2 separate regions of the Homo sapiens genome follow, and region 1 is linked to region 2. A link is a contact called in ENCODE Hi-C or POLR2A ChIA-PET data. All regions are on one chromosome and are shown on one strand. The core of a region is the stretch at or near the end of the contact, and the rest is flanking DNA. Distances in the headings are between cores, read along the strand shown. Region 1 overlaps LINC01697 (long intergenic non-protein coding RNA 1697). Region 2 overlaps LINC01695 (long intergenic non-protein coding RNA 1695).

Region 1 (5,717 bases), core at 2,351-4,850, 120 kb before region 2:
CATAGGAGGAATCTGCATAGATTAGACGAAAAAGTTAAAAGGAGTATGAATGAAAAAACTACGTGTACAAGATGTCCAAGATGAACAAAACTATACAATAAAGTTCATTTCAATATACAACATGTATTATATTCAACAAGGCTCAAATTTTTTGATAAAAGGAAACAGAGACCTCTTTTTCTAGCAGGAAGATATTTTTCTTGGGATGTTTTGTTTATGCTGGCTTGAATAACACTATGGTGAATATCATAAGATTAATTCATTTTTAACATCTCTGTAAAAGCCAAGGATGCAGTGTGTCCGTGGGGAATTTAAATCATACATTTTAACACACATATTAAAATTATGGATTCTCAAGTAATGATAAATTAACAGAACCCTTTGAGTTTTTTTTAATTATAAGGCATTTTTTGTTTGTTGGTTTGTTTCTGTTTTTTGAGACGGGGCCTCGCTCTGTCATCCAGGCTGGAGTGCAGTGGCGCGATCTTGGCTCACTGCAAGCCCCGCCTCCCTGGTTCAAGAAATTCTCCTGCCTCAGCCTCCCAAGTAGCTGGGACTACAGGCACCCGCCACCATGCCCGGCTAATTTTTTTGTATTTTTAGTAGAGACGGGGTTTCATCATGTAAGCCAGAATAGTCTCAATCTCCTGACCTCGTGATCTGCCCTCCTTAGCCTCCCAAAGTGCTGGGATTACAGGCATGAGCAACCACGCCTAGCCAATTATAAGGATTTTTAATTAAGAAAATTAATTTTTTTAAATGTGACTTTTTATTTAATTCTTTGCTAAATTAACTGTATACGGGCCTACAAGAAAAATATTCTGTTTCCATTCAAAGTAAAATTATTTGTAAAATATTAAGCCTACTAATAATGTCATCACCATTATTATTTTAAACAAAATAGGAGACTTGTGCAAAGACCACTCTCATCTAAAAGCCATGACCCAACTACCAATATGATTTTCTTTAAAAAAGAAATAAGAATGCTTTTACACTGTTGGTGACAGTGTAAATTAATTCAACCATTGTAGAAGACAGTGTGGTGATTCCTGAAGGATCTAGAACTAGAAATACCATTTGACCCAGCAATCCCATTACTGGGTATATACCCAAAGGATTATAAATCATTCTTCTATAAAGACACATGCACGTGTATGTTTATCGCAGCACTATTTACAATAGCAAAGACTTGGAACCAACCCTAATGCCCATCAATGATAGACTAGATAAAGAAAATGTGGCACATATACACCACAGAATACTATGCAGCCATAAAAAAGAGTGAGTTCATGTCCTTTGCCGGGACATGGATGAAGCTGGAAACCACCATTCTCAGCAAACCAACACAGGAACAGAAAACCAAACACTGAATGTTCTCACTCATAAGTGGGAGTTGAACAATGAGAACACATGGACACAAGGAGGCGAACAACACACACCAGGGCCTGTCAGGGGGTGGGCGGCAAGGACAGGGATAGCATTAGGAGAAATACCTAATGCATGTGGGGTTTAAAACCTTGATGACTGGTTGATAGATGCAGCAAACTCCCATGGCACATGTATACCTACGTAACAAACCTGCACATTCTGCACATGTATCCTGGAACTCAGAGTAAAAAAAAAATTTTTTAAAAAGGACTTTGCTCTGCTTAGAAATGGGAATAATTATGACAGAACAATATTAATGGAAAACACATGGTAGATATGAATGAACACTGTGAAACGTTAGGAAGCAGGGAATGAAAAATTGCCTCCTTGACAATAGTAAAATTTCAACATGATCCCTGAGAACCATCAGATTTTTAAATAGCATTTTCTCCCCGCTACCCTGCATAGGGTTTGAGTTTCTAGCAGGCTCCTAGGCGATGCGAGTGCTGATGCACGAGGTCACACTTTCAATAGCAAGAGTACAGGCACCACTTAAAGTAACAATTCACATAGATCTGTTTATGACTTAAAAGTTAATAAAAGTGTTCTATAGGAATGCTAGGAAAGAAAGAAAGAAAATTCTAAAGAAAAAAATAATAATTCCTATAGTCTTCAAAGTCTGAAATAATCATTCCCATATGGAGGCATTTCCTTCCAATTATTTTTGTTTGTATATAGTTAACTAATAGTTACCTATTTTGACATCTAACTTTGTTACTTAAGAAACCATGGGCATTTTCCCCATGTAAATATTTTTTTCATAAAACACCTTAAGGCCAACAGAATATTTGGCCATTTAGTTATACCATAACTTATTAGCCCAGTTTCTCTCCTGTGAAATATTTCGATTATTTCCAGTGTCTTATTAGTATAAATAATATGTGGGTAAATAATTTTAAAATTTCTGATTATTTTCTTATAAAAGGTTTTCTAAGAGTTGGATTACTTTGTCAAAGGATATGAATGGTTTAACACTCTTGAATTATATTGCATATGCTGAGTCTATCTCAGCATTATTGTTTTAAAAATATGCTTGTCAGTTGAATAAATGTAAACTAGTATTTTCACTTAGTTTATTTTATTACTAACATGCTTTTATCCATTTCAATGGCTCCTGTCCTGAGAACCAATTTATGTCTACCAAATTGTTTCTTATTTTAACTCAATAATCATGTTAGAGTTCCTTTTATATTAAACATAAATTCCTTACAAGTATTTTCCATTTTTGTCTTTTTTATTTATTTAATTTTTTTAATTTAATTTTTGTGTGTGTGTGTGACGGAGTTTCGTTCTTGTTGCTCAGGCTGGAGTGCAAAGGTCCAATCTCGTCTCACAGCAACCTCCACCTCCTGGGTTCAAGCAATTCTCCTGCTTCAGCCTCCCGAGTAGCAGGAATTACAGGCATGTGCCACCACACCCAGCTACTTTTGTATTTTCAGTAGAGACTGGGTTTCTCCATGTTGGTCAGGCTGGTCTCAAACTCCTGATCTCAGGTGATCCATCCGCCTTGGCCTCCCAAAGTGCTGGGATTACAGGCGTGAACCACTGGTCCGGGCCTTATTTATGTTTCTACCATGAAGAAAGTTTTGATTTTCACAGTGTTTTATATGTAGAAAGTCATTGCAAATTCAAAGCTGATTTTGTTATTTTATCTTAGATTATTGTGGTTTAAATTTTTTAAGTATGTAATCTAACTGTAATTGATCTTATTCATGTGTAGTTTGGACCTCATTTGATTTTGTTTCCAAGGTAAATTTTCAAACACATTTTGTTTAATAAGAAATATCTGCCTCATGAGTTTTGATGATTCTTAAATCATATATTAAAAATTTAGGAAAGCAGAAGTTGTCTCCGGACATTCTAATGGCTTTCACAATACATCTATAAATCATTGCGATGACAGGACACATTTAATTATGTCTAAAATATCTGGGGGTACACTTCTTTAATTCCAACTTTTCTTCATCTACTTTATAACTTTAAAATAAAAAAGGATCATTCTTTCAGATGAATAACCATATTATGTTAAAAGTTAAGAGTCTCCTCAAGACTATGAGTGGCTTTAATGTCATATTTAAACGTCATGTGAGTTTCCTATTGCTATGTAATTAATTACTACAACGTTAGCAGCTCATAGGTCCCAAGTCCAGCACAGTGTGGTTGGGCTCACTGTTCAGGCTGAAGTCAACGTGACAGCAGGCTGTGTTGCTATCTGGTGTGAGGATTCTTTTCCAAGTTCATTTCTGTTCTTGGCAGAATCAGTTCCTTGCAGCTGTCACACTAAAATCCTCTGTCGTTTTTTTTTTTTTTTTTTTTTTTTTTGCTGGCTGCCTACCATAAGTGTAAATTAATCTAGGAAAAAATAGGACACTTTAATAATATTTAGACCTTCATTAACTAGCTTAAGCAAAATTCAATATATTCCAAATTTTATATATATATACACACACACATATATATATTCATAATTCTTATAATCATGTTTGTACAGGTCTTTTATGTGTGCTGTACAGATTTGCTTATATTTTGCATTTGATTTGTGTACAGATATTTTAGTCTAAGTCATCAGTTATAAGAAAACTTCAGCATTTTCTCTCTTTCTTCTTATTCTCCTAATGCCTATCTGAAACCTTTTGGTAATTCATTTGTTTTTAGTTAGCTATCTTTAGTTTTCTAATATTAATTAAAATGTCCTGAAATAGTTATTTGTTTGCAATACTTAAACATAATTAAATTTCATAATGTAAAATATTAAAATATTAATATTATTAATATATTTAATAAATTTAATTAACTATAATAATAGTTATATTTTATAACCATCACATAATTATATTTACCAATGGCTACTGATTTCATATAGTTTTTCTTAACCATATTTCAAAAACTAACTTTCTAGTCCTACTTAAACCATTTTTTTCTTATGTTCTGCTTTGCTTTTTAATAGAAATGAGTATCTTTTTTTTACTTTCGACATCCATTGAAATGATCTTATAGGTTTTCCTTTAGAATTATTGGTGTTATAGTAGCAATTAATTTTCTAAAATTTAAAGCAAAAATAATAAAATGAACACTGTTTAAGTGTATAGTTGGATGCATTATGACAAATGCATAGATTTTTATACCCACTACACATTAAGCCTTTGTATACAATCCCCACTCTGTCATCCCAGCACCAGCAAACCAGAGATCTACTCTTAAATATCCTATGAATGGAATCACACTATATGTACTGTCTTGTGAATGTCGTCTCTCTGTCCACATAATGCTAATGAGATTCATCCACGCAGTCGCATGCATGGGTAGTTCATTCTTTTTCAATAGGAAGCATTATTCCACAATCTGCTTATTAACTCTCCTGCTGATAAACATTAGGGTTATTTACTGTCTTTTACTACGTTGTGTAAAGCTTCTAGGCAGCATCTTGTTCATGTCCTTGCGTGGAATTACATGGCTGTAGAGCAGGCATATGTTTAACCTTTCAAGAAATGGATTAATCTTCCAAAAGTAATTGTACCACTTTATACTCCCACAAGCAATGTATGAACGTTCCAGCTGCTCCACTTCCTAGCCAACACTTGGGATTGATAGTTGTTTTAATTTTAGGCATTCAAATGGGCATAGAATGATAGTTCAGGTTGCTTTGTAAGTATATTAGGGAAGCATCCAACTTACACTCGATGAGGTCAAGTAAGAATTTCTAAAGAAAAGAATATGTAAGAAGAATACTCAAACTGAAAGAAAACAATCTATTAATGTGTGATTCTTACTTAGCCATAGTGAATAGCTCTTCAGACATTTTTATTAAACTTGTTTTGGCACTATTTTGATTAGAAGTTTGCAGACTGGGTCTTTTGATTGTGCCAGTGTGTGCTTTTTAATGTGTCTATGTATGTTTACGTGGGTATTTAGACTTATGATAACTTCAAAAATGTATTTGATAACTTTCCATTTTTTTGCAGAAATATTCTTTCATTAATATTACATGCTTATGGAACTTTACCTATTGATTAAAGGTGAATATTAATATTATTTATATAATAAATTATAAAATATAATATGTATATTATAAATATTAATATAATATTCATAATAAATCAAATGGCATTTTATTATTATTTAAACAATACATTATTTTAAATAATATATTTAAATAAAACATTATTTTTAATATTTAAATAAAACATTATTTTAAATAATATATTTAAATAAAACATTATTTTAAATAATATATTTAAATAAAACATTATTTTAAATAATATATTTAAATAAACAACATATTTCAATAC
Region 2 (6,053 bases), core at 3,435-5,934:
TGAAGAAGTAGTGATCTGTGTCAGGAGAAAAACACACCATTCCCATACTTTATTTTGCCCACAAAGTGAATTTGACACACTTAAATGTGTCAAATGTGCATTTGACTATAGTGCAAATGCACTATAAATGTGCATTTGACACACTTAGTTTGACTACATATAATGGATTAGATAAAAAGAGGTAGTTTTCTAAGTACAAAGTAGAAACCATGATTTCTTTAAACTGGGTATAAATTGGAAAAAAAAATACTCAACAGAGTGTTGTGGTGTATCATTAATATTTTAGGAAATTTCTAATATTAAACTATTTCTAGTTTTAAGAAGTTTAGACACAGAAAAACAATACATATTTATATAATATCTTTTCAAAGTATTTCATCAATATTTTAATCTCGTTAACTTTTCTCCCACTTTCTTAAGAATCAAAATTCCTTTTTAACTTTAATTCGAGTTCATGGGTACATGTGCAGGTTGGTTATATACGTAAACTTGTTATGTATGTAAACTTGTGTCACGGGGGGTTGTTGAACAGATTATTTCAACTGTTGGTACTAAGCCTAGTACCAACAGTTATTTTTCTTGATCCTCTCTCCCTCCTCCTACCCTCCACCTTCTGATAGGACCCAGTGTGTGTTGCTCCCATCTATGTGTCCATGTGTTCTTAGGATTTAGCTCCCACTTATAAATGAGAACATGTGGTATTTGGTTTTCTGTTCCTGCATTAGTTTGCTAATGATAATGACCTCCAGCTCCATCTATGTCCCTGCAAAGGACACCATCTCATTACTTTTATGGCTACATGGTATTCCATGGTATATATATGTAGCACTTTTTTTTATTTAGTCTATCATTGATGGGCATTTAGGTTGATTAGAATCAAAACTCTTAACTAACATTACTCATTTCTCTCTTTGAGGTTAGCATTTCAAAAGGTTTTGGCCAATTTTCTTTTCAAAATAATAATGTTTGTCTATAAGTTCCTCAAGCCCTCTAACATCTTTTTAAATCTATAAATGCCTTTCAGTGTATTTTCATGCCTTTTCTAATGAGATTCAGACTTTGAAAAAAGATTCCTGTTGGTATCAAAACAAACCTAAATAAAAGTATTCTCTTTCATTATTTTATGATGATTCTAAAATTATATCTATTTTACTTACCATCATTTTGCTTGATAATGCCCAGCTGATTTGATTATCATTTCTTGTCACAGGTAGAACTCTGAGGGCATAACCATATTTTATGCTCATTCCTCATTTTAAGTTGGTTATTTTCATCAAGCACTATGAGTTTAATCACTCTGAAGTAAGGTAATAGATGAGTTTACTGAAAACACAATTCATTTCCTAATTTTGCTGGCCAAACGATACTACTCCATGTTCATAAACATGAAACTCTTCAAGGGATCTGCTTCAAGGGGAGGCAAGATGAATGTGCTCTTGGGAGTAGGACATTTAGAGATACGGTAAATTACCTTGTCTAGGCACTGGCCAAGTGGTGCTGTGGAAAATCTCCAGGACATCTCAGCTGCATGAGCTAATTTGTCTCCCATGGACTTGTCTCTCAATGGCTTGGCTGTGGGCCTACTAAAGGAAAAAAGAAATTGTGTTTTTTACCTTCTCTAAAAATTGCACATTATTTGCACTTTTGAAATCTCATTTTGTTTCCATTCAGTGGTTATCAAAATTATTAACAAAAGCCAGATGACAATATTAATCATATTAAAGACTGTGTTTAATTTATATTTATAATGCTCATATAATGTCATAATGTTCTATGACTATACTACATAGGCCTCCTACAGATGATCAAATCTTTAGGTGAAATGTTTATTTTTTGTTTGTTTATGAACTGTCAATAGCCATCCATGTGCTGTTAAAGATAAAGGTTTTGCAGCCCGGCTCAGTGGCTCACGCCTATAATCCCAGCACTTTGGGAGGCTGAGGCGGGCAGATCACGAGGTCAAGAGTTCAAGACCAGCCTGGCCAACATGGTGAAACCCCATCTCTACTAAGAATACAAAAATTAGCTGGGCATGGTGGCAGGCGCCTGTAATCCCAGCTACTCGGGAGGCTGAGGCAGGAGAATCTCTTGAACCTGAGAGGCGGAGGTTGCAGTAAGCCATGATCGCACCATTGCACTCCAGTCTAGGCAACAAGAGCAAAACTCTGTCTCAGAAAAAAAAAAGAAAAAGAAAAAGATAAAGTTTTTTATAATATAGGTTGTTATAAAGAAAACAAAGAAGAATTATAGAAATATCTTTCTTATTTTGACTTCATAAAAGACAGCTTACTATATGTAACTCACTAGAGTTGTTAGACATCCCTAACAAGAAAGCTTGAGTAAGTCACTTAGTTATTTTAGAGTAGGTATGATTATTTAAATAATTTAAAGTTTCCTGTTGTTTTAAAGAAAAGATTTGTATCGTATTTTTTTAGAAAATGACTTTTCATGTAAGAAGGTCAATAATATGGCACACTTAAGGTAATATTCTCTATCATTTATTTTTTCATTTGACTTCTATGCTATTTAAAAATACAAAAAATAATAGTTTTGTATATGAGCATTTAGAAATGCTTTGGGATGATTCAAAATTTCCAAATCTTTCTACAAGTCAGGACTTTCAAAAGATATGAAGTAAGTACAGAAGTTTACATCATTCATGCATCTGACATTGAATCAGATACTAATCAGAACCCTGGCTGAGCTGTCCTATAGCTAAGGGTTCAGCTGTTATGCATTAAATCAATTCTAAACGCACTTTTTCCAACTTCTTCCCATCCAAATCTATTTAATTTGTCGTGTGTCCTTCATTATATAAGAGAGATTTTCTGAACAAATTCTCTGGCTTGAGAGAATCTGTTCAACATATTTACACTAACGTGTTAGTGATTGGAAAAAAAAGCCAATGAGATTCAACCAATTAAATGAAAGAATTGAAACCTCAGCTACTGACTCAAATTATTTTTGAATCGAGGGAATTTGCAGGATGAGCTTCCTGATGTCCTAGAATTGCTATAAGTTAATTACCCACCTGTAAATAAGAATATCTTCTTCAGGTATATAATAATGAAAGTAAAAAAAATAGAATTTTTCTTTGGTGCATATTTCCCTCTTACTGTTCCCTGGGAAAAGTTACTATATTCCAGGACCAGATTGTTTTACTTTGCTGTCTTTTCTAGCTCTAGAGTGATTTCAAATATTGGGTGTTCCTTCAAAGGAACAGAAATAGTACCAATTCACAATGCCATGCATTTGAGATATAAATTAATCAGCAGGAATTCATCACATTGTAATCTAGAAGGATAGGGCAAATCGTAGCTCATAATTATCTAGAATTCCAGAAGAAATAGGACAGAAATAGGAAGCAAGAAGACAAAAAGCAGTCTTGGTTCTCGTATCACTAAAGAGTTTCAATGGCACGTGATCTCAAATGAAACCTGGTGGCCATTGCTCATGTGTTGTGTTCCACAGTAACTAGAGGGGTGCACATTTGGTCTGGAGCAATCTTCATAGAAGAGGGGACTAAAGCCCTAGAAAGCACGAGTTCAACTGGCTGCAGCCTGCAAATCAAAAGCATTCATTGAGAAAACATTAAGAACCCATGTACACAAACAATAGGGCTTAGGTATGGTTGCCACTCTAATAACAACTAAAAGAAGTTGTATGCTTCTCCTAGATGATACAAATTTTTTAAGTAATATATTTTCTCATTTCTTCTTTTGCTGCCAGAGTGCTTGGAGCTAAATCTGTAGGCATAATTTTAGCAACCATTTAAAAAATTATGACATATATATTTTTATACAATTTTTTCCTGATGTGTTGTTTGTATTTCTATTTTTTAACATCCTGAATTATGTTTTTCCCCTATTTACTGCTTGCATTCTAATAAACTGCTTCCATTGTTTTTGTAGAACTAAAACAAATATACTCAATCATATAACAGTCAACAAAGAAATAAATACACAATAACAAAAGGTTTGCTACTCATCCCTTGCTTTTCTGCTTATTTACAATGATTCAGAGAATGGTTAGACTAAGGAAACGTGACCAAAATTAGCAATATTTATTTAACAATAAAAGCCAATCCTCTACACTCCATTAGCTCATCGTAACTATAGAGAGGATTATCTCAAAGTAGACAAGTCTAATGTGCAATTTAGACTGTACATAACTAAAGGCACAGGATAGAACTGGCTTTTATTTTCTTCCTGGCGCATTCTCTAGTCAGCCTTCAATCATGAATACTTGTAGAGAGAAAACTTTACACAAGCCGGAGGCAATTGCTGAAGGTGGAGACTCAACCTTTGACTTCTGCCATACAGAAGTGACCAGCCTGAGAATATAGAGATTTCTTACCAATAGAATACAATGTAACAATTTTTAAATATTAATAAAATGCTGGAATTTCATTTCTTTCTCCCAAATGTTCCTGCTTTGCCTTCACGGAACTTCTTGATTTCCTGTCTCCCCTTTTCCCTCTCATCTTACTCCAAGACTTTTGTAAATAAACAGCATAATGGAGAAGACACTTTCTCATAAGGATATTTTTTAGTTGACTATGGTTGCATAACAGCCAACAGACCAAAATATTTCATCATCAAGAATGTCCAAGTGGCTGCCCAGAACCAGGAGAACTGATATGGAGTCGCATGAGATAATGTTGGCTGACTAAGGATGAGAATTTGAAAACTCCCTGTACCCTCGGGCTAGCTTAGAAACAGCGATGCTCTGCCAAGAGCTGGCTTTAGAGCTGGGCATATCTACATTGGAATTTCAACTCTGCCACTTCCTCTTCATGGAAACTTAAACATACCCTTTAATCTCTTGGGGTCTCAATTTCCTCATCTTTAAAATTAGCATAATCCCTTTTGGGGTATTATAAATTAAATACTTCCTTATAAGAAACTTCAAATATCTGAGAAATATGATTTCAAAATGATATACTTGGGATTATGTTCTGACTCACTGGAAAAATACCTTCTGTGTACAAGCACTATACCTGCTGCCTGGGATAAGAAATAAAATTCATGCTCTCTGTCCTCAGGTAGCAAAAGCTAACGTAGAAATTTGACTTATATATAACTACAGAACTGCTCATCAAATGTTTGAAGCAATTTTAGAAGTCAGGGATAGCGTTTGATGGTATTATGATCATTTTGCAGTCAGGAGGCTAGGAAAGCTTAAATCCTATGTCACTGTCAAGAATCTCTCCCAAGTGGTTACTAAGTAAGGCAACGAATGAACAAAACAGAACAGGAATAAAGGTCATTTTGTTGGTTGCAAGATTCTGCAACTAATTCTGCTGGTGAAAAAGTAAATTGAAGCCTCTGACTTAGGCTTTAAGTCAGAAAGGGACCTCCTAAACACCTCTCTCATGTTAAGACGTCACATTTTAGATATTGAGAGCAGAAGGCTCAGGTATACCTGCGTGAGAGAAAAACATATAGCTGGAGGGGTTTTTTTTTTACCCATTCAGACACAGCATGAAAGACAGAGAAAGGCCACCAAAATTTAAGAGGACTTCCTAACATTGCTTACCAATTCTACAACACAATACAAAAAAAAAAAAAATGACAATGAGAAGTTCCAGACCTAGACTCCTCACTTTGAAGATATAACCAGTGATTGTGCATGCAATGGCAATGTCCTCTAGTAATTGTGTGCAATCAATATCTATGAATTTGAATAAGCAGGTTAATCTTTTTTCCTTGGGTTGGGAATGGAGCTAGCAAGAGGAAGTTGCTAAGAATTAGGTGAGCATAGGTAGAATATGCATAGGGAAAAATGGCAAATGGTCTTTCCTCCAATAGGACACAATGTTGGTGTAATTAATTATCTCCCCAAATTATACCTTGGAATTTAAAATTCTTAGCAGGAAGATATCTACAGAACTCAAAACATTTTGTGTGAACTCCAGTACATGATGGGATTTGTCCTTAAAAGGAATAACTACTAAAACTAGACTAAACATTTACTGTAGTTCAGTGCAGACTTTAGTCTAGGAATAGTTCTAAATGGTACCCGGAGTAGCGGGGGAACTGATGAAATTAATC

The links. A loop is a pair of places that touch in the nucleus more often than their neighbours do. ChIA-PET counts read pairs that join two places held with the same protein, here RNA polymerase II (POLR2A). Pooled maps may share reads with other maps.
Region 1: a map of gastrocnemius medialis shows a loop between it and region 2 (2.0-fold over the local background). The contact joins two enhancer-like sites. A Hi-C loop is called at or near these places in 4 of 168 maps with a recorded cell type or tissue (Right ventricle myocardium inferior, gastrocnemius medialis, heart left ventricle and 1 more) and 3 of 50 pooled maps. POLR2A ChIA-PET finds 5 or more read pairs at or near these places in 1 of 52 experiments (PC-9).

Annotation. Positions count from the first base shown.
Region 1 is chr21:28,095,876-28,101,592 of GRCh38, forward strand. All of the region lies in intron 1 of LINC01697 (long intergenic non-protein coding RNA 1697), which reads left to right. Among named protein-coding and RNA genes, the nearest start is that of LINC01697, 50 kb to the left of the region's middle. Within about 2 kb of position 3,601, at least 4 of the 41 ENCODE cell types and tissues checked have a DNase peak (open chromatin) inside an H3K27ac peak, as active enhancers do; they include gastrocnemius medialis, where a contact is called at or near this core.
Region 2 is chr21:28,210,769-28,216,821 of GRCh38, forward strand. It overlaps LINC01695 (long intergenic non-protein coding RNA 1695), which reads right to left. Exons shown (of 6, transcript NR_126012.1): 3 at 1,472-1,580. Among named protein-coding and RNA genes, the nearest start is that of LINC01695, 15 kb to the right of the region's middle. Within about 2 kb of position 4,685, at least 4 of the 41 ENCODE cell types and tissues checked have a DNase peak (open chromatin) inside an H3K27ac peak, as active enhancers do; they include gastrocnemius medialis, where a contact is called at or near this core.